2 separate regions of the Homo sapiens genome follow, and region 1 is linked to region 2. A link is an interaction called in ENCODE POLR2A ChIA-PET data of the cell type or tissue named here. Cell type or tissue: HepG2. All regions are shown on one strand. Each heading gives the region's core, and the rest is flanking DNA. Links, peaks and the distances in the headings are about the cores only. Region 1 holds the start of LOC105374568 (a long non-coding RNA gene). Region 2 has its middle 58 kb from the start of LINC02580.

Region 1 (8,753 bases), core at 215-8,214, 240 kb after region 2:
TAATGAGTTTCCCAGGATGGCCTAAAATGATTAATTAAGCAGACAGCTCCCCACCCCCTCCCCAAACAACGGAAACCAAGTAACGGTCTGTTTAGGGAGGGAACAGCAGGCCCCCCCTCAACACACACACACTCCAGGGGCGGTTGGGGACATGGTGTAAGAGCCAGGAGCCCCAGATAAGGGACGATAGCAACGGCCTGTAACGGCCATCAAGGCTCACCCTGGCTGGCAGGGCTGGGCCTAGGGAATGGCCTCCCTCTGCTCCTGGCCTCTGGCCTCCCTGTGTCTGGGCAGTGCCCACAGTCAAGGGGACCCTTGGCAAAACGGTGACGCAGGCATCATTGTCTCTGGCCTCCCTACCTCTCCAGGCACCCTACTTGTTCCCATTTCTACTATGCACCATTTCTGGGCTCATTGTTGAACACTGGGAGGGATTCTGGAGGCTGCTTGAGTGTCCAGGCCCACAGACATGGGCCACAAACATCAGGGAAAGAGGAAAAGCGAGTAGACAGGGACCCTCTGGGGCTTCCAAAATCACCCGTGTTGGGGCACCTGCTCTGTCTTTCCAGCTGTCAGGGCTCCCAGAGCCCAGCAGTGAACAGTCACTATTAAACAAACAGGTTCTGAGCTCAGGCTTTCAGTGCTGACGCTGCAATGGTGAGCAGTGCTAGAAAACCGGGGCACAGGTCCCCGCCTGGGGATCCAGATTGGCTCTGAGGGAGTCCTGGAGTCCGGGCAATTCTTGTGCACAAGCAGGGCTGGTGCTTTGGGAGCTTCCTCCCAGGGCGTCTGTTTTTCAGGGACACCTCTGTTTTCTGCATCTGTAACCTGGACCAGCTGCTCCCTGAACAGCCATAGACGTTTCCCTCAGAAGGTGCCCCGAGGATTCCACTGGGTGCTGAATACGGGTCCTCTTCCACAGACAAGGGCACGCCTTCCTTCCAAGTCAGTCATGTCCGCTGGAGACAGACAAGGACAGGGACACAGCTGGGGTTTTGGCGGCTGTCCTGGGCCTTGTAAACAGGCCTGGTGAAGGGCACAGGGGCTCCGAAGCAGGCCCAGGCCCAGCCAGCCTGGAGGGGTGGGAGGAGGTGAAGGTGGGAGCGGGCGGGAGGGGCAGCCAACAGTGTTTGCCTTTCTAAAGCGCTCCAGGTGCTTGAGCTGGATTTCCAGCCTGGTGTTTACAGCCTCTGCAGCCACGCCACGGTCACGTCCTCCGCCTGTACACGTGCCTCTCTCAACAGGTGCCCGTCTGTGTGCGTGTGTTCCACCTGTGTGTCTGATCACACCTGTGGGTGTGGATCTCTCCGTGTCTGTGCCTGGCCCTCTGAGAAAAATGACTCCGGCCTCCACTTTGTGTGAGCCTTTCCACCTCAAAACATTTGCTAAAATAAACCTGCTGAAAAAGCTTTAACGACGATTTTTTTTTCGTCCCTGCCATGGGCACTAACACCAGCAGGTCTCCATGGTCAATTTAGGAAGCTTGGGAAAACATTGCTTGTAATTAAAAGTCTAGAAGGGCCTCAATTAAGGCAGTGTTTGCCCTGCCGGGCCCGTTCCCAAATCCTACTCGGCAGCATTCCTCTCTTGGCTGGAAAAGGCCTTTGATTTGAACCAAATGTTCAGCAGCCACACTGGACCGGGCCTTGGCACTGCTGCACTGCTAGCTGCTCAGGGCACAGGCTGGCCTCTGCCCCAAAGCCTGCAACGGGAGACTTTGGGCTTTGTCTCCACCTCCTGACTTCCCAGCCCCTCTGTGATCCTGAGCCCCGACTTCTGGAGGGGCAGACCTCCCTGAGAGATGCAGGTGCTGAGGCCAGCCCAGCACCCCTCACCGCTCAGGGTGGTAGAGCTCACACTAAGAATTAAAGGCCACAGGTCAGGCCTCACCAAGGATGAAGCAGCAACAGTCAGTGCTGCAAGAAGGTGGGATTCAGGGTACAGCAAGCGACACCCCAGTACCCCTTCTTACTCCACAGAGGCCACCTCCATCTGAGCAGAGGCCTGGCCTTAGCTATAGCCACTTCAGAGAGCTCCAGACAGGACCTGGCAGGGAGGGGTCGGGAAATAGCATGAGCCTGTGACCTTTTTAATCCCTAGGGATTAAAGATACGCAGCTCAGCTAACTGGGACCGGGCCCAGGGCGCCACATTTGCTCCCCTCCTGCTGGTGAGGGTGAGGCAGCCAACAACACAAACACGGGGGCAGAGGGCATTGCCTCCTCCCTGGAGCAAAGGCTCAGGCGCTCAACTGGGTGGGCAGGAAAGAGAAGTGCTGAGTCAGCTCAGGTGCACATGGCTTTTCCTTCCCGGGACAGGCACACGCACACTCACACCACCTGCTTGCACACAAACTGGATTCACAACCATGCTTGCTGGCTTTCACAGATGTGTACCCATGTTCACAGGGTCCACACACACTCTCTCTCTCTCTCTCTCTCTCTCTCTCTCTCTCTCTGAGTCCTCAGTATCCCAGGTCACAGCCACCCACACAAACTCACATTCCTCCACCAGCTTGCACTGACACCCATTCACAGTCACAGCCCTGGCTACAACCAGACACGGAGACTCCATAACAAGGATTTGCAGGCCCCATGCAGGACTCTGCAGTCTCCAGCAGCCCTGGCCCCTCTCAGTGAGGAAAGAGTCGCCACGAAGGCAGATGGTCCGGAGGGTGCTGCCAGGACCAGGTCCTGAACCCTGTGGGAGTGGGGTGGAGAGTGCGGGGATATCTCAGGAGGGCAGCCGAGGTGTCCATCCCTGCGGGCCTCACCCCTGCAGCAGGGGAATGGCAGGCGAAGGGTTACAGGCTAACTAGAAAAAACAATTACTAACGGGAAAGGCAGCACATTCCAGCCCTGCTTAGCAGAGCCGCCAGGGCCGTGGGTGGTTCTTGGATTATGCATTTCCTTGAAAACAAAAAGGAGAGTTCAGGGCAGTTCAGCTGTGCCCTGAATCTCACTCCGGGGCCTTTGTCCCCAGCCCCCTCACAGCCCGCGTGCCTACACACACGCACACACAGCCCCCCTGGCCCCGCCACTTGTCCACTGGGAAACGGAGAGCATGAATACCCCCCAAAGCCTGCAAGAAAAGCGGGGGCAGACGACAGAAGAATTGAAGAAAGACGGGGAGAGGGGAAGGGAGTTGGGATCTCGGAACCCTTGTTGCCTGGAAGTCTCCCTTCTGCTGGTGAGGCTGTGGGAACGTTGGCTCATCCTGTCATCAATGCTGCATGGAACCCCCCACTCTGTGCCAGGCATTGTGCCAGGCATTGTACCAGGCCTGGGGTTCCCCTTGAAGGGCTCACTGCTGGGAAAACCCGGTGCCCCCATTTCCCCTGGGTGGTGTTTTCTATCCATCTGTCTCAGATCCCAACACTCTGTCTTTCCTCAAAAATCTGGTCTGATAGAGTCTGATTATCATATTCATACAGAGGAGTGGGAGGCTGATAAGCCTCAAAGGGAGACCCTCCCAGGCTGCTTTACCTTTTTTTTTTTTTTTTTTTCTTTTTTACTCATGACACAGCCTCAGGAAGCTTTGACAACATGTGCTCCTGATTTACTTTTTAACCAGGACATATATGGTGGTGCCTCCCTGTGGAGAACAGGAAGGGGCAGCCATCTTGCCATAAACACAGGAACAGAATCTCATGGCCTCTGAGTCTGAACAGCTATGTCCTATTTGTTAGCATGGGCTCCTCTGAACCCTGCCAAGGCCCTGTGGGGAGGCAAGGGAAGCATTATGGTCCCCACCACAAATGGGGAAACTGAGGTTCAGAAAGAGATAAAAATCACTCAACCCATTGTACAGGCTGCCTCCTGCTTAGAGCTCTCTCCCTCTCCTCAGATCCCTGAATGGCTGACTCATTCCCATCTTTCAGGTCTCAGCTTAAATACTGATCCTCCAAGAAGCTCTGTGGCAACAAATGTAGTCGGCCCATTCTAGCCTCCCTGTTGTTTCTCCTCCAGCGCATGAGGATTCTGGGGGGAGGGGGATGAGGTCTCGCTCTGTCACCCAGGCTGGAGTGCAGTGACATGATCATGGCTCACCACATCCTTCGCCTCATGGGCTCAGGTGATCCTCCCACCTCAGCCTCATGAGTAGCTGGAAGTACATGTATGTGCCACCATACCCAGCTAATTTGTTGTTGTTGTTATTTGTAGAGATGGGGTCTTTCTTTGTTGCCCAGGCTGGTCTTGAACTCCTGGGCTCAAGCAATCCTCCCACCTCGGCCTCCTAAACTGCTGGGATTACAGGCGGGAGCACACAGTAGGCACTCAATAAATATTTGTGGACTTGATTAAGAACTGAATGGCTCTGTAGCTGGGGTAGGCGGAGCCAGGCCTGGAATCCTTGAAGCCTTGGCCCCCACTCAGATGTGTGGCTGCCCTTGTCCATCAAAATCCCTCCAAGACAGAGGAAAGGGGATGCTCAGAGCCTTTCTTCATTCCAGCCCTGGGCTGTACCCCAAACAGCCTAAACTTAAAAAATAATCAGATTCCACAGTTGGGCTGCATGTGGATTATGCAAGGACCAGATGCCCAGTAGACAGGGTGTGCCAGAGGCTTATACCCAATGGGACCTTAAAAGAGGGTCAGCTGATGCATGCCATTTAGACGTATTCACTCACTCCATTCTGTGGACATTTTCCAGGTGCTGAGCTTGGTTCTTAGATGCAGTGCCTGCCTCAGAGTCTGTCTAGACTTTTTAGGAGAGAGTCAAAGAAGCAATGCTGGCGATGCGTGCTCAGACCCAGCACAGGATGAGATGATCTGGGAACTGGAATGTCAGGAATGACTTCACTAAGAGATCAGAGGTGGTCTGAGAGCGGGTGACCAGAACAAGCCTGCCAGGCACAGAGAACAGCATGTGCAAAGGAGTAAGGGAGAGCCTAGTAGGTCTGGGACATGCCAGCAGTTCACTAGGCCTGGATAGAAAGTTTGAGCATGGGGAGAGGCCAGAGAAGGGGCTGGAGAAGGGATGGGCCCAGGTCACAGGGAGCAAAGTCCACTGGCCCAAGAAGCCAGGGCTTCATAGGGTCAGCAGTAGGGAGCCTGCCAGGGCTTTAAAGAGAGGAAAGACATGAGCAGCTTAGCATTTTAGAAAGTTCATTCGACTGAAAATGTGCAGAAAGCACAAACTAAAGCACAGACACAAAACAAGTTCAGAGGATGTGGCTGTCACCCAGGTGAGCAGTGATAGCTTGGACTTGGGGCCGGGGGGATGGAGATGAGGGGACAGTTGTAAGAAATATTTAGGAGGGAGTGAGAGAGGCTTGTGATGAACCAGCATGGGGGGGACAAGGGCCGGGCTGTTGTTAAGGATGAATACCAGGATTGTGGACAGCTTGGCTGAGTGAAGGGTGGCAGCAGGAATCCAGGGAGAGGCTGGTGTATTGGCCTTGGCCATGTACCTGGCTGGCTGTTAGGGATGTGGGTCTGGAGAGGGAGGTGCTGGCCTGGTGCTCTGGAGTAGTTTGAACCCAGATTTCAATGCTGCCTGGGGAGAGGAAGAGGCTGGGAGATGGAGTGGAGTGAGCAGAGTGGACAGTGCCCTTCCCTTTCTACTAAGCCAAACCTTAGCATGCTTCAAGATCCACTCACCCCTTCCCAACCCACACCTATGTGGGAGAGCATTCAACAAAGACTGTCGGGAAGAGGGGAACTTGCGTCAAGGAGGGCAGTAGATTAGGATGGTGGATGGCCTTGGATGTGGGGAGCAAGGGTGCAGAGGCAGGATTGCAGGCGGGAGACACATTTAAGAACTTAAGGGTCCTCCCTAGTTTGGGCCCAGTGTCAGCTCCATGGCCCACTGGGAGTCCTGGGAGCAATGACTGGATGCTTGGAATGACTCTTCCTTCTGGGGATGAACTCCAGTCTACTCCAGCACAGTGACCAGATGCTACAGGGGCATTCCCAACCCCCACAGAAGCTGTTATCCCAGGCACTGCCCAGTCCAACCCAGGGAGCCAGCATCTCCAGTCTCTTGTTTCTTTCCACAGCGGGGCCTCCAGGGGCTGAGTGCTGAGGCAGCAGGAGTAGGACAAGTCCAGAACAAGGAACCCCAAGCTGGGCGTCTTTTCCCACTCCCTTTCCTTTCCTTGGTGTTGAAGGTCGAATTTCACCTCCCTTCTCATTTCTCTCTTTGCATTTTGTAGGACACACACCACCTCATCCAGCCACAGTGGCCACAGTCCTCAGGTATCTGTCATCAGCTCTCAGCCCTTCTTTCTGAGGCACGCAAGAGTGGGCAGAAGCCCTTGGGACCCCCCTTTGCCTCCAAACCCCAGTGCATTCCCAGCTTTTTCTTGGTCTCCACACTCCAGTCCAAGCCTCTGTCCTGTCCCCAGAATTCCCTGAAGAAGGTCCAGGGAGAGGGCTGTGAGTTCTCTATAAGACCAGCAGATGCAGCTGGTTGATTGCCCTTGACTCTGCTGGTGGCGGGGACATTGCTGGTGACCAGCTGCTGGTGTTCCACTCTATCCCACGGGCTTGGCCCAGCCAGCCTCAGATACCAGCAGATGGCCCCATCCCCTCTGGGATGCCCTGCCCCATTCATCTGGCCCCCATTTCTGTTTCTGATATTCTGTCCCCCTTATCTCCCTTCTCAGACTGGACAGCCCCTGTGTACCTGGGATGCGGAGAGTGACCCAAGCCTCAATCCTGGCCAGTGAGACTGCCCATCGAGGTGGAAATCATCGTCTTAATTACCAAGGCTCCCTGGCCACCGGAGGAGACACGCAACACACAGCCTGCCTAATGCGCCAGCAGCCGAGTTGGGGAGGTCCCTGGGAAAAAGGCCTATGCTCCCCCAGCCATTCTCAGGGCCTAGAATGTTCTTTAGCACGAGAGAAGTGAAGGCTCAGGGGTCCAGTGGGGAGGGCCGGGTACCAGCCCAGAAGTAGGTCTAGCCAGGGAGGTGGAGTCCCCAAGAAACACCCTCAGGAGCCTGCTGAGTCACAATCATCCCTCACAGCACGAATGTCTCGCCTGCTCCCTGCACGCAGCTCACCTGGGACTCTCCTTCTGCCGGCAGGGTGAGGGGCCTTTGAAAGGCCTAAACCAGAAAGGCTGGAGGGGCTGAAGGCAGGAGCCAGCTGGCCCCAATCCTGTTCTCTCTGGAGCCCCTCAGTCCTTAGCCCAGCCCCCAGGTGTGTCTTGTCTCCTTCTTAGAGGCTCCAACGGCCAGAGCTCCCCACTCCCAACCTACCATCTTGTCCCAGAGATGGAAGACAACATGGGAGCGGCCCCTCACAGCCAGAGTACCTTCAAGACCATGTGGCACCACCAGACTGAAACCCAGGTCCGGTGGGCTCTGCCATCCCCATGCCAAGCAGAGGGAAGGAGGGGGTGGGAGGACAGAAGAAGGAGTGGGCGGGGTGAGTCTGTGGTGGTTTGGATTGAGATGAGCTGGACTTACGTGTGTGACAGCTTTTCCTCTGGTCCCAACCTTATACCTTTGGTTTTCCTGCTCTGGGCCACTGTAAAATGAGGATTGGGCATGAGATATGTGGTTTTCAAATGCTCCTCCCAGAGCCCTGGCACTCTATGGCGGAGAATCAGAGCCATTGCAGCTCTGGTCTTAGCGTTATACACCGACCATCACCCCTAAGGTTTCATTTGCAGAACCAGCCCACAGCCGAAGAACCTTTGGTCACCTCTGGGCAAGGTGACACCTGTGTCCTTCCTGGCCTGAACCTTCCAGAAATGGACAGCGCCATGTCTGCTGCTGGGGGAGAGGGGACAGACCCAGAAGGAGGAGCCAAAGGAACTTACTTTTTTTTTTTTTTTAAGACGGAGTTTTGCTCTTGTTGCTGAGGCTGGAGTGCAATGCCGTGATCTCGGCTCACTGCAAACTCCGCCTCCCAGGTTCAAGCGATTCTCCTGCCGCAAACTCCGCCTCCCAGGTTCAAGCGATTCTCCTGCCTCAGCCTCCTGAGTAGCTGGAATTACAGGCATGTGCCACCACACCTGGCTAATTTTGTATTTTTAGTAGAGACGGGGTTTCTCCATGTTGGTCAGGCTGGTCTCGAACTCCTGACCTCAGGTGATCCACCCACCTTGGCCTCCCAAAGTGCTGGGATTACAGGCGTGAGCCACTGTGCCTGGCAGGAACTTACTTTTTAAAACTTAGATTGAGTCCAAATACATATGTCCGAGACATGAAAGGATGAAACTGGCTATGGGACACGGGCTCAGAATGAGGAGACCCAGAGGAAAATGTGCACCCATGTTCACTGCTACATGCCTATGTGCACACATGTACACCGGCGCACACATGCACATGCACACACACACAGCTGCCCCTCACAGCCCTGTCTACATGGAAGGCACCAAGAGGCATTTCCATGCTTCTCCCTCTGAGCCCCAACCCACTCCCACTTACCACCTCTCTGGACTCCTCAAGTTGACCTAGCAGAGCTCTGTCAGGAGATGAGGAAAATGTCTCTGTTTTTCAAATATTTGGATCTTGCTAAAGACCAACACATTTTTTTAAGTGTGTATAATTTTAGGGCAATTTGATCCATATGTTTCTGATTCTCTTGCACTTAAATCATCAAAATATTGATTTTTAAGAGCCATTTGATGTCGAAGGAACCTTTTTAATAAGCTTTTAAAGCTCTTTAAACCCAGAGCCTGGAGCCAGGGCCAGAGCTCAGGCTGTCCGCTGGCCAGTCGCACCCTCCCCTCCCCTGGGTCAGGATTACTTGGAGCTGAGTCTCACTTCCCCTCTTCCTGGCCTCCCTGCCTCCCC
Region 2 (8,753 bases), core at 585-8,584:
TACTGACATCCTCAAAAGTGAAGTCTGAACTAGAGATACTAGATATCAAAGGGTTAGTTCGGTTTCTTTAGGCAGAGCAGGGAGAATGGAGCATTCTAATAATGACAGCAACTGCCATTTACTGAGCACCTGCTGTGTGCCAGATATTGAATCACGCAGTTTTCCAATTCTCCCCTTCTGTCGGATCTACAATATCTATGATGCATGTATTACTGGTTTTTCTTGTTGTTGTTTGCATCAAAATTTTTTTTCCCCAAGAGAGGATCTCTCTCTTTTGCCCAGGCTGGAGTACAGTGGAGTGATTACTGCTCACTACAGCCTCAACCTCCTGGGCTCGAGTCATCCTCCCACCTCAGCCTCCCAAGTAGCTGGGACTACAGGCATACGCCACCACACTTGGCTAATTTTTTTTTTTTTTACTTTTTTGTAGTGATGGGGTCTCACTATATTGCCCAGGCTGGTCTCAAACTCCTGGGCTCAAGTGATCCTCCTGCCTAGGCCTCCTAAAGTGCTGGGATTACAGGCGTGAGCCACCGTGTCCAGCCCAGCCCATTTCCTGCGTTTTCAGTTTTGCTCAAGTTGTTCCTTGTGTTTGGAATGCCCTTTCCCAAATATATCCTTCTGCCTGAGGCCTGCTTTTCCTTCTAAGCTCGGCCCAGTTCCCCCCTTGTCTCTTTGCTGAGATGGCCTGGCTGGAATGGAGACTTGGGGAGTGTGTTCTGTTTGAATGATCTGGTTTGAATGATGGGATGAGAATAGGAGTGCAGATATTTGCTAACATTTAATACACAGATTTCAGTCACACATGTATATGATTTGTGGAAGCATAATTATCCTGAAGGTGTGTGCCAAGAGTTGTTTCTTCCTGATAGCAGAACATAATCAAACAAGTCTGGAAACCACTGCTGTGCAGAGTTGTTGAAGTTGGTTGTTTACTGGCTGTGTGACTTGGGCAAGTCACTCAGCCTCTCTGAGCTCAAGTTTTCCTGCCTATAAAACGGGAATTATCTTGGTGCCTACCTCATGAGGTTATGGGGCCTTGGTGAGATAAAGCTTGGATAAAACTCAGACACATCTGTGCCTCCCAGATGTGTCTGAGTTCCAGCCTGGGCAGAGCCTTGTTGGGTGCGTCCAAGCTGCTGGTGGGTCCTGACAGGAGAGGCAGAGAAGGGAGGGGAAGAGGAGCTGCACCAGGTGACGGGGACTCTTGTGACTTAGGCAGGCTGAGCTGAGACATCCCAGTGGTGTTTGATAAAAGGCGGGGGCTCTTCTCTGGCCAAGTAAATATTAGAAGAAAAGGCTGTCTCCAGGGAACGGCTCCCCTCCCACTGCCCCTTGAGGGCCAAAGTCCCCAGGGGCCAGTCTGGAGGCTCCTTTTATGTGACTGTAAAGTAATCCAGGGCCTGGCAGGGTCGAGCCTGGGCGGGCACTGACGCGCAGGGCGGCATTGATGTGGTCAATGATTACCTTTTATGCCTGGCCATAAAGGCAACCGCCCAGCCCTCTGGACAATGCCCCCTCTAGACAATGCCTCGGGAGGGTGGGTGTACACACACACACACACACACACACACACACACACACACACAACTGCCAGGCAGGGACCTGTCCCAATTGAGGTCTCCAAAGACATCCTTGCAAGGCATCTCCATCTCCCTTGGAGTCCCTGAAGACTTGGCCCAGGAGCTAAGGGGTTTAGGTGGCCATAAGTGAGGCCAGTGAAGTGTAAAACACAAAAGAGTGACATCCAGGGGCCTGGATCCTGTTCCAGGTGTATCTATGCAGATGGGGAGGGGTCGCCACCCAGACTCAGGTACCACATCTCCAGGGAAGGAGGGTATTCTGGGACAGATCAAAGTCTACTCCCATTTTACCGGTGATGCAGCTGAGGTCTGTGCGTGCTGTGGCTTGCCCCGGGTACCAAGGATGGAGATGATGGCAGAGCTGGGAGTAGGACCCAGGTCTGCTCTGACAGTGACAAACCCTCTGGCCACTGCCCCCAAGGGGGTCCAAGTAGGAATATCAGGGGTCAGGAAGGGTTTGGGTCACTTCTCAGACAAGATATCTCTCCTGGGGCTCAGAGGGGAGCTGGTGAGAACCTGAGGTCGTGGCTCCAAGGCTGATGTGGGAAAAGACCTAGGGTGAGCCCCTCCAGCGGCCACAAAGGCCATGTGCAGGGCCCTGCCCTCATGGGGGCCCCTTACATAGCCCCACCTCATTCTGTCCCGATGCACAGATACTCCCACCACCTGGATGATGGCGGCTTTGCTATGCGGGTCAGGGCTGGGGCATAGATGGCCAGATTAATATTCTACCTCCTTGGTTGATAAGGCCCGTAACCTTTGTCCCGGCGAGCGAGGCTGGAGAAGCGGGGGCCATGGCCCTGGTAGGGAGGTCTCACTTTGTCAGGTTCCAGAGCCGGGGCATTGCTGCTGGGTGCTGAGGACAGGGCTCAGGAGACCTGGGTCCCCGGCCAGCTCACCCTGGGGCTGTGCATCGCTTTTCTCCCCAGCCAATGGGAGAAGGACTCTGTGCTGTCTTCCTGGTGAGGATGGTAAGGATCACACCAAGGACTCTGCAGGGAAGGTCCTGAATGGATCAGGCTGCTATCTTGAGGAAAGAGGGTTATTATTCACAGTAGTCATAAATGCCCTGTGAAATTGGAGTGGAGTTGCTTTGAGCTTTGGCCAGAATGCCCCAATCAACCTTTGGCTCTGATAAAGATAAGCAGGCTCAAGGTGATAACACATAAACCAGAAACTGTCAACAGGAGCTAATTAGGGCACTGGGTGCCGGGGTGAGCCACGCCCCCTACACCTGATGGAGGAGAAATCTCAGGTGGGGGAAGATGTGGGCTCATTGCCTGGACCTTAGCCTATTGCTTTTTTGTCACCTTCTGGCCACTTTTCCACCTCCAACCGCTACCTCCCACCCCTCTGCCTGCATTATATAACATAACATGAAACAAGATGGAATAAAACAGAATCCAATGTGATGGGTGCCATATAACACAGTGGAAAGAGTCCTGACTTGGGGCCAGGTGTGGTGGCTCATGCCTGTAATCCCAGCACTTTGGGAGGCGGAGGCAGGCGGATCACATGAGGTCAGGAGTTCGAGACCAGCCTGACCAACACGGTGAAACCAGGTGTCTACTAAAAATACAAAAATTAGCCAGGCGTGGTGGCGGGCACCTGTAGTCCCAGCTAATCGGGAGGCTGAGGCAGCAGAATCGCTTGAACCCGGGAGGCGGAGGTTACAGTGAGCCGAGGTCACGCTACTGCACTCCAGCCTGGGCGACAGAGCGAGACTCCGTCTCAAAAAAAAAAGTCCAGAATTGGGAGCCAAGGAACCCGAGTCCAGCCTGGTTCTGCATGCCCTTGAGCTGGTCATTTGTCCCTAAGCCGCAGTCTCCCTCTCTGTAAAATGGAGGCCAGAAGTGGGGCAGGTGTGCAGTCATCCCTTGCTGGGATCCCGTCTAGGTTTAAAGTCCATGCTCTTCTGCGACACAACACTGTAATCTGTGAAGTGCACAAAACATTGCCCTGGTGCCACCCAGTAACACAGGGGTGTGTGTGACACTCGGCAGAATCACAGATCCACCCCTCAGGGAGAGGGAGGTCATGTGGAGGCCCTGAGACATAGCTAGTTCCCAGGGGTCCTGGAATCCCTCTCCCTATCTGCAGCCTGCACTAGGGGCACTCAGGTCTATTTTTAACTCAGTGCCCAGTAAATAAATGTGGCGTTGAAGCTGGGGCCCAATGGTCCATTTCCCCTCCCTCATCAATATACATCTCCCCCGCCCTGCCCACCACACACACACACACACACACACACACACACACACACACAAGTTGAAGTGGCCGCCCATAGGTAACCCCCAGTGCTGAGCCAGGGCTCCTGGCGATGTGGTTCAGGCTGGGCCTCCTTCGAGCTGGGGGAGTTGCTGGAGGAACCAGCCCTGCTCCTGTCCTAGTTTTAGCCCAGATTCTGCTTCCCATCAGCAAAGTCCAAGTCACTTTTCCTGGGAACTGGCAGGAAGGGTGTAGACAGGGTTGGGCAGAGAGAGAAGTGGGTGTGAAAAGACAGGGAGGGGCCGGGAGCGGTGGCTTAACCATGTAACCCCAGCACTTTGGGAGGCTGAGGCGGGTGGATCACGAGGTCAGGAGATCGAGACCATCCTGGCTAACACGGTGTAACCCCGTCTGTACTAAAAATACAAAAATTTAGCTGGGCATGGTGGCACATGCCTGTAGTCCCAGCTACTCGGGAGGCTGAGGCAGGAGAATCACTTGAACCTGGGAGGCAGAGGTTGCAGTGAGCCAAGATTGTGCCACTGCACTGCAGTGTGGGCGACAGAGTGAGACTCCATCTCAAAAAAAGAAAAAAAAGGGAGGAAAGTGGCCAGGAGGTGGGTGAGTAGGAGGGAGGAGAAAAAGGAGGAGGGCCTGACCATTCTTCCTGCCGCCCACTTCTCTGGGCAGCAGGGTCACCTGCACCGAGGCTTGCCTGGTTCGGGGCTGGGCAGGCAAGGCTAGGCAGTGACTCAGCCCCAGGCCCAGCCACCCACTCTCACAGGCCCCAAAACTGAGGGAGGAGGGCACAAATCAGGACCTGGGGGCTGAGGTCTCAGCCTCAAACAGAAGTCACTACAACGGGCAGTGGCTCTAGGCTGGGAGCAGTTTCTCCTGCCTGGGGCGTAGTGGGGCGGTGAAGAGGAGAAGGCAGAGTCTGAGGAAGGTGATGTCCAAAGTGAATCTTGAAAGCTGGGTAGAAATGCATCTTCCTTGACCTCTGTCAGCTCAGCTTCCTCCTCTGAACAATGGTATCTTTTTTTTTTTTTTTTTTTTGAGACAAGGTCCCTCAGTTGCCCAGGCTGGAGTGCAGTGGCGTGATCTCAGCTCACAGCAACCTCCACCTCCAGGGCTCCAGTGATCCTCCCACCTCAGCCTCCCAAGTAGCTGGGACTGGGACTACAGGTGCACGCCACCACACCCGGCTAATTTTTGCATTGTTTGTAGAGATGGGGCTTGCCATGTTGCCCAGGCTGGTCTTGAACTCCTGAGCTCAAGTGATCCTTCTGCCTCGGCCTCCCAAAGTGCTGGGATTACAGGTGAGAGCCATCGCACCCGGCCAACAGTGGGTATAATTAATGGGACTTTTTTCATTGGCATGGTCAGGAGGATAGGACACAGCCTCGCTAGTGGTAAGTGCTGGGTGCTGACATGTGGGCCACTGACGCTATGGGCAGGAGGGTTAGCGGGGAGGGGATTTCAGGCACAGTGAACAGCACAGACATGAAGGCGAAAAACGAAAGAAAACAAAATGCCACAGCCCTGAGCCATCCGGGGTGCTGGGAGCAGTGCAGAGTCACTGCCAACTTCTGTGTGTTGCAGGCAGGAGCAGGCGTGGTGAAACTGCGGAGTGGCCGCCAGAGCGATCAGAAGTCTAGCCAAAGAGGCGTGGACCCAAGAGGGCCAACCCTGGTAGGGGGAAGTCCCCAAGACTGGGCCACAAGGGCCTGATCTCAACTCCTAGGTGTTGAGAGAGGCCAGAGGCTATGTGGGGCTTTGATGCTCCTTCTGTGGGGTGAGGGTGGGTGAGAAATTTTGAGGAGGTGCAGGGGAGGAGTCTAGAGGGGTGTGTGTAGGAGAGAGAGAGAGAAAGAAAGGGAGAGAACTATAAAGTTGGAGGCCAATACCAAGGGGCAGCCAGAATTAATGCCTGTTCTGGAGAGGGAGCAAGCAGCACCGGTCTCTTTCCCAACCCCGGGCCGCTTTGCCCTCCAGTACCAGGAAGTGCCTCTGCGGGAGAGAGGCCAGGAGGCTGCTCCACACACATCCTGCTTTTGCTCAGTCTAACTCTCCTCCCTGGCCTGCCTCAGCCCTGCACCCAGACTGTTTCATCAGGTCATAGAGCGGCTGGGTGTGAGTGTGTGGGTGTTTGTGTGTGTGTGCACACACATGCGTGTACATGTGGCATTTCTAGATCAGAGAATGCTCAGAGGCCCTGCTAAAGGTCAGGTCAGTAAGGAGTGAGGGCATGGCCAGCCCCTCAGGTCCTGGCACCCAGATAGCTCCTTCCCACCCAAATCTGCCAGGCCTCGGGGGCAGTGGCAGCTGACAGGCCTCTGAGTCAGGATGGGTGAGGAGGAGGAGCTGAAGGGCCGGCCAAGGAGGAGTAAGTCGTCACCTGCTGAGTGGCGGGTCATTCGTTTAGCCCAGTGATGGGGAGCAGTGCTGCAGGGGGCAGGGGTCGGAGGGGAGGGGGATTTCTGCCATTGAAACAATAGGCACCCTAGTTCTGTGTTACTGGGGCTGGGGGCCAGGAGGCAGGATAGGACATGCTCTTGCCTCCCCACCTCCGCTGTGCTCAGCAGCTGGTGGAGACCTGGGAGGAGAATCCCAGGCTGATGCCTAGCGTGGGCCCAGTAAAGTCTTTGGGGATTTGATGCAACCCCGAGTTCCTGATGGCTCATGGAGAGGCTGTGCCTGCACCTCGTGGCGATGAGCCATCTGGGGCTCGCCCCGCACCCAGCACATGGCTAGGAGCATAGTGAACTCCGTCTCTAGGAATGGGCAGGACCCAGGAAGGCTAGTGAAAAGATGCATTTGAGGCCTGAGCTCTCTGTGTCCAGAAGCAGCCCCCTCAGGTTGTGGGGGGACACTCTGGGTCTTGCACCTGCCAAGGCCCCTGCCACAGAGAATGGGAACAGCACTGCTCCCCCAGGGCCACTCCAAGTTTTCTGGTCTCAAGATGCAGTCCCTGTGGGGCTGTGGGTGGGCCCCCTCTCTGCCTAGCCCAGTTCCAGCTACAGAAGCTGTGTGGAAACATCTCCCCTGAACCAAGTGCCTTTGAACTTTCCAGGAATGCTGGCCTGGGGCGGAGCAGGGGTGGCAGGGAAGGACAGGCGTGGGGTGGGATGTTCCAGAATCTACTGGGACCCAAACCCGAGAGCACCGAGTTCCCACGAGCCAATGCCTGGCTGTGGAGGAACCGGGAGGTCACAGGGATGCAATGGGCAACATCAGGATGAGGCAGGTAGGAGTGTGCGCGCGAGTGAGACACAGGGCTGGAAGGGACCTGGAATGTCACATGTCCATGCCCCTAATGCCAAAGGCTGCCTGGTGCAAGTAATATTACTTTTTCTTTTTCTTTTTTGAGACAGGGTCTCACTCTGTCACCCAGCTGGAGTGCAGTGGTGCGAACACAGCTCACTGCAGCCTCAACCTCCTGGGCTCAAGTGATTCTCCCACCTCAGCTGGGACCACAGGCATGAATTTTCTGTAGAGATGGGAATCTCACCATGTTGCCCAGGCTGGTCTCAAACTTCTGGCCTCAAGTGATGCTCCCACCTTGGCCTCCCACAGTGCTGGGATTATAGACAAGAACCACCATGCCCAGCCTCACTTTTTTTGTTGTTGTTTGTAAAAAATGTTAAAGAAGAGACATGGTAGAGTGTAGTGGTTGAAAGTGCAGACTCAGGCCGGGTGTGGTGGCTCAAGCCTGTAATCCCAGCCCTTTGGGAGGCCGAGGTGGGCGGATCACAAGGTCAGGAGTTTGAGACCAGCCTGGCCAATATGTTGAAATACCGTCTCTACTAACTGGGCGTGGTGGCATGTGCCTGTAATCCCAGCTACTCGGGAGGCTGAGGCAGAAGAATCGCTTGAACCCAGGAGGCGGGGTTGCAGTGAGCGGAGATCGCGACACTGCACTCCAGCCTGGGCAACAGAGCGAGACTCTGTCTCAAAAAAAAAAAAAAATGTAGACTCCAGGCTGGGCGCCATGGCTCACGCCTGTAATCCCAGCACTTTGGAAAGCTGAGGCGGGTGGATCACCTGAGGTCAGGAGTTCAAGACCAGCCTGGCCAACATGGTGAAACTCCATCTCTACAAAAATACAAACATTAGCCAGGCATGATGGCGGATGCCTGTAATCCCAGCTACTTGGGAGGCTGAGGTGGGAGAATCACTTGAACACGGGAGGCGGAGGTTGCAGTTAGCCAAGATCACGCCATTGCGCTCCAGCCTGGGTGACAGAGTGAGACTCCATCTTAAAAAAAAAAAAAAAGGAAAGTGCAGACTCCAGACCCCATAGCCTGGGTGTGGACCGTGACTGCCCACTCCTAACTGCTTTGATGGTGTGAAGTCAGTTTATCTGTCTCTGTGTCTCAGTTTCCACAACTGTGAAATGGGCATCAGAACTGTATCTACCTCACAGGGTCATTACAAGAATGAAATGAGCAAATATAAATGAAGTGTTTAGAAACGGGCCTTACGTCAACTCTATGCAGGTGTGGTTGGTCCTTGCTGAAGGAATGGAATTCCATGTCAGTCAATCGATTATTGCCAGGCCCAGGCCCAGGCCGGCCAGAGCTCTGGCCAACTGGGCCCACATAGGGTGTGTCAGGGCAGCCAGTGTCAGCACATCCAAAGTCCCCGGCCTGCTGAGTTGGCAGAGGGCCTGCCCTGACACTCCCCAGCCCCAAAGAACGCTCTAGAAAAGTGCCTGGGGCTTCCTTAGGTGTCAGTGGGTAGAGGGAAGAGGAGCTTGGGAGCCCCTGACCGTGGCTGAGACCCTCCCGCAGCCCTCGCTGTGTGTCCAGGCCTGGCACGGGGCAGTGGCGCATGTTTTCCATGGCATGTGGAGGGTACGAGGGTGCAGGACTCACTCCAGGGGGGCTGTAGTCACATGTGTGTGCTTATGGGGGCTCAAAATCCTCCAATCCATGGGCGCTCTCCTGCTCTGACTAGAAC

What was found. Peaks named below come from ENCODE experiments on the same cell type or tissue, not always from the same donor. Only the 100,000 strongest peaks of a DNase experiment are listed, where the experiment ranks them.
Region 1: POLR2A ChIA-PET joins it to region 2 with 10 read pairs; 5 of 35 experiments call an interaction of 5 or more read pairs at or near these places.

Annotation. Positions count from the first base shown.
Region 1 is chr2:42,919,080-42,927,832 of GRCh38, reverse strand. It overlaps LOC105374568 (a long non-coding RNA gene), which reads left to right and starts at 4,663. Exons shown (of 3, transcript XR_940014.3): 1 at 4,663-5,187; 2 at 6,157-6,199; 3 at 6,610-8,753. RefSeq lists enhancers at 83-768, 769-1,454. In HepG2, for the core only: CTCF peaks have their summits at 2,146 and 6,513 (motif pointing right); DNase peaks (open chromatin) are centred at 642, 1,042, 2,232, 2,832 and 2 weaker places; H3K4me3 peaks cover 2,835 bases; H3K27me3 peaks cover 65 bases.
Region 2 is chr2:43,155,758-43,164,510 of GRCh38, reverse strand. No RefSeq gene overlaps it. Among named protein-coding and RNA genes, the nearest start is that of LINC02580, 58 kb to the right of the region's middle. RefSeq lists silencers at 5,892-5,961, 5,809-6,004 and an enhancer at 6,219-6,737. In HepG2, for the core only: a CTCF peak has its summit at 2,165; DNase peaks (open chromatin) are centred at 1,380, 3,490, 5,410, 5,880 and 2 weaker places; H3K4me3 peaks cover 2,791 bases.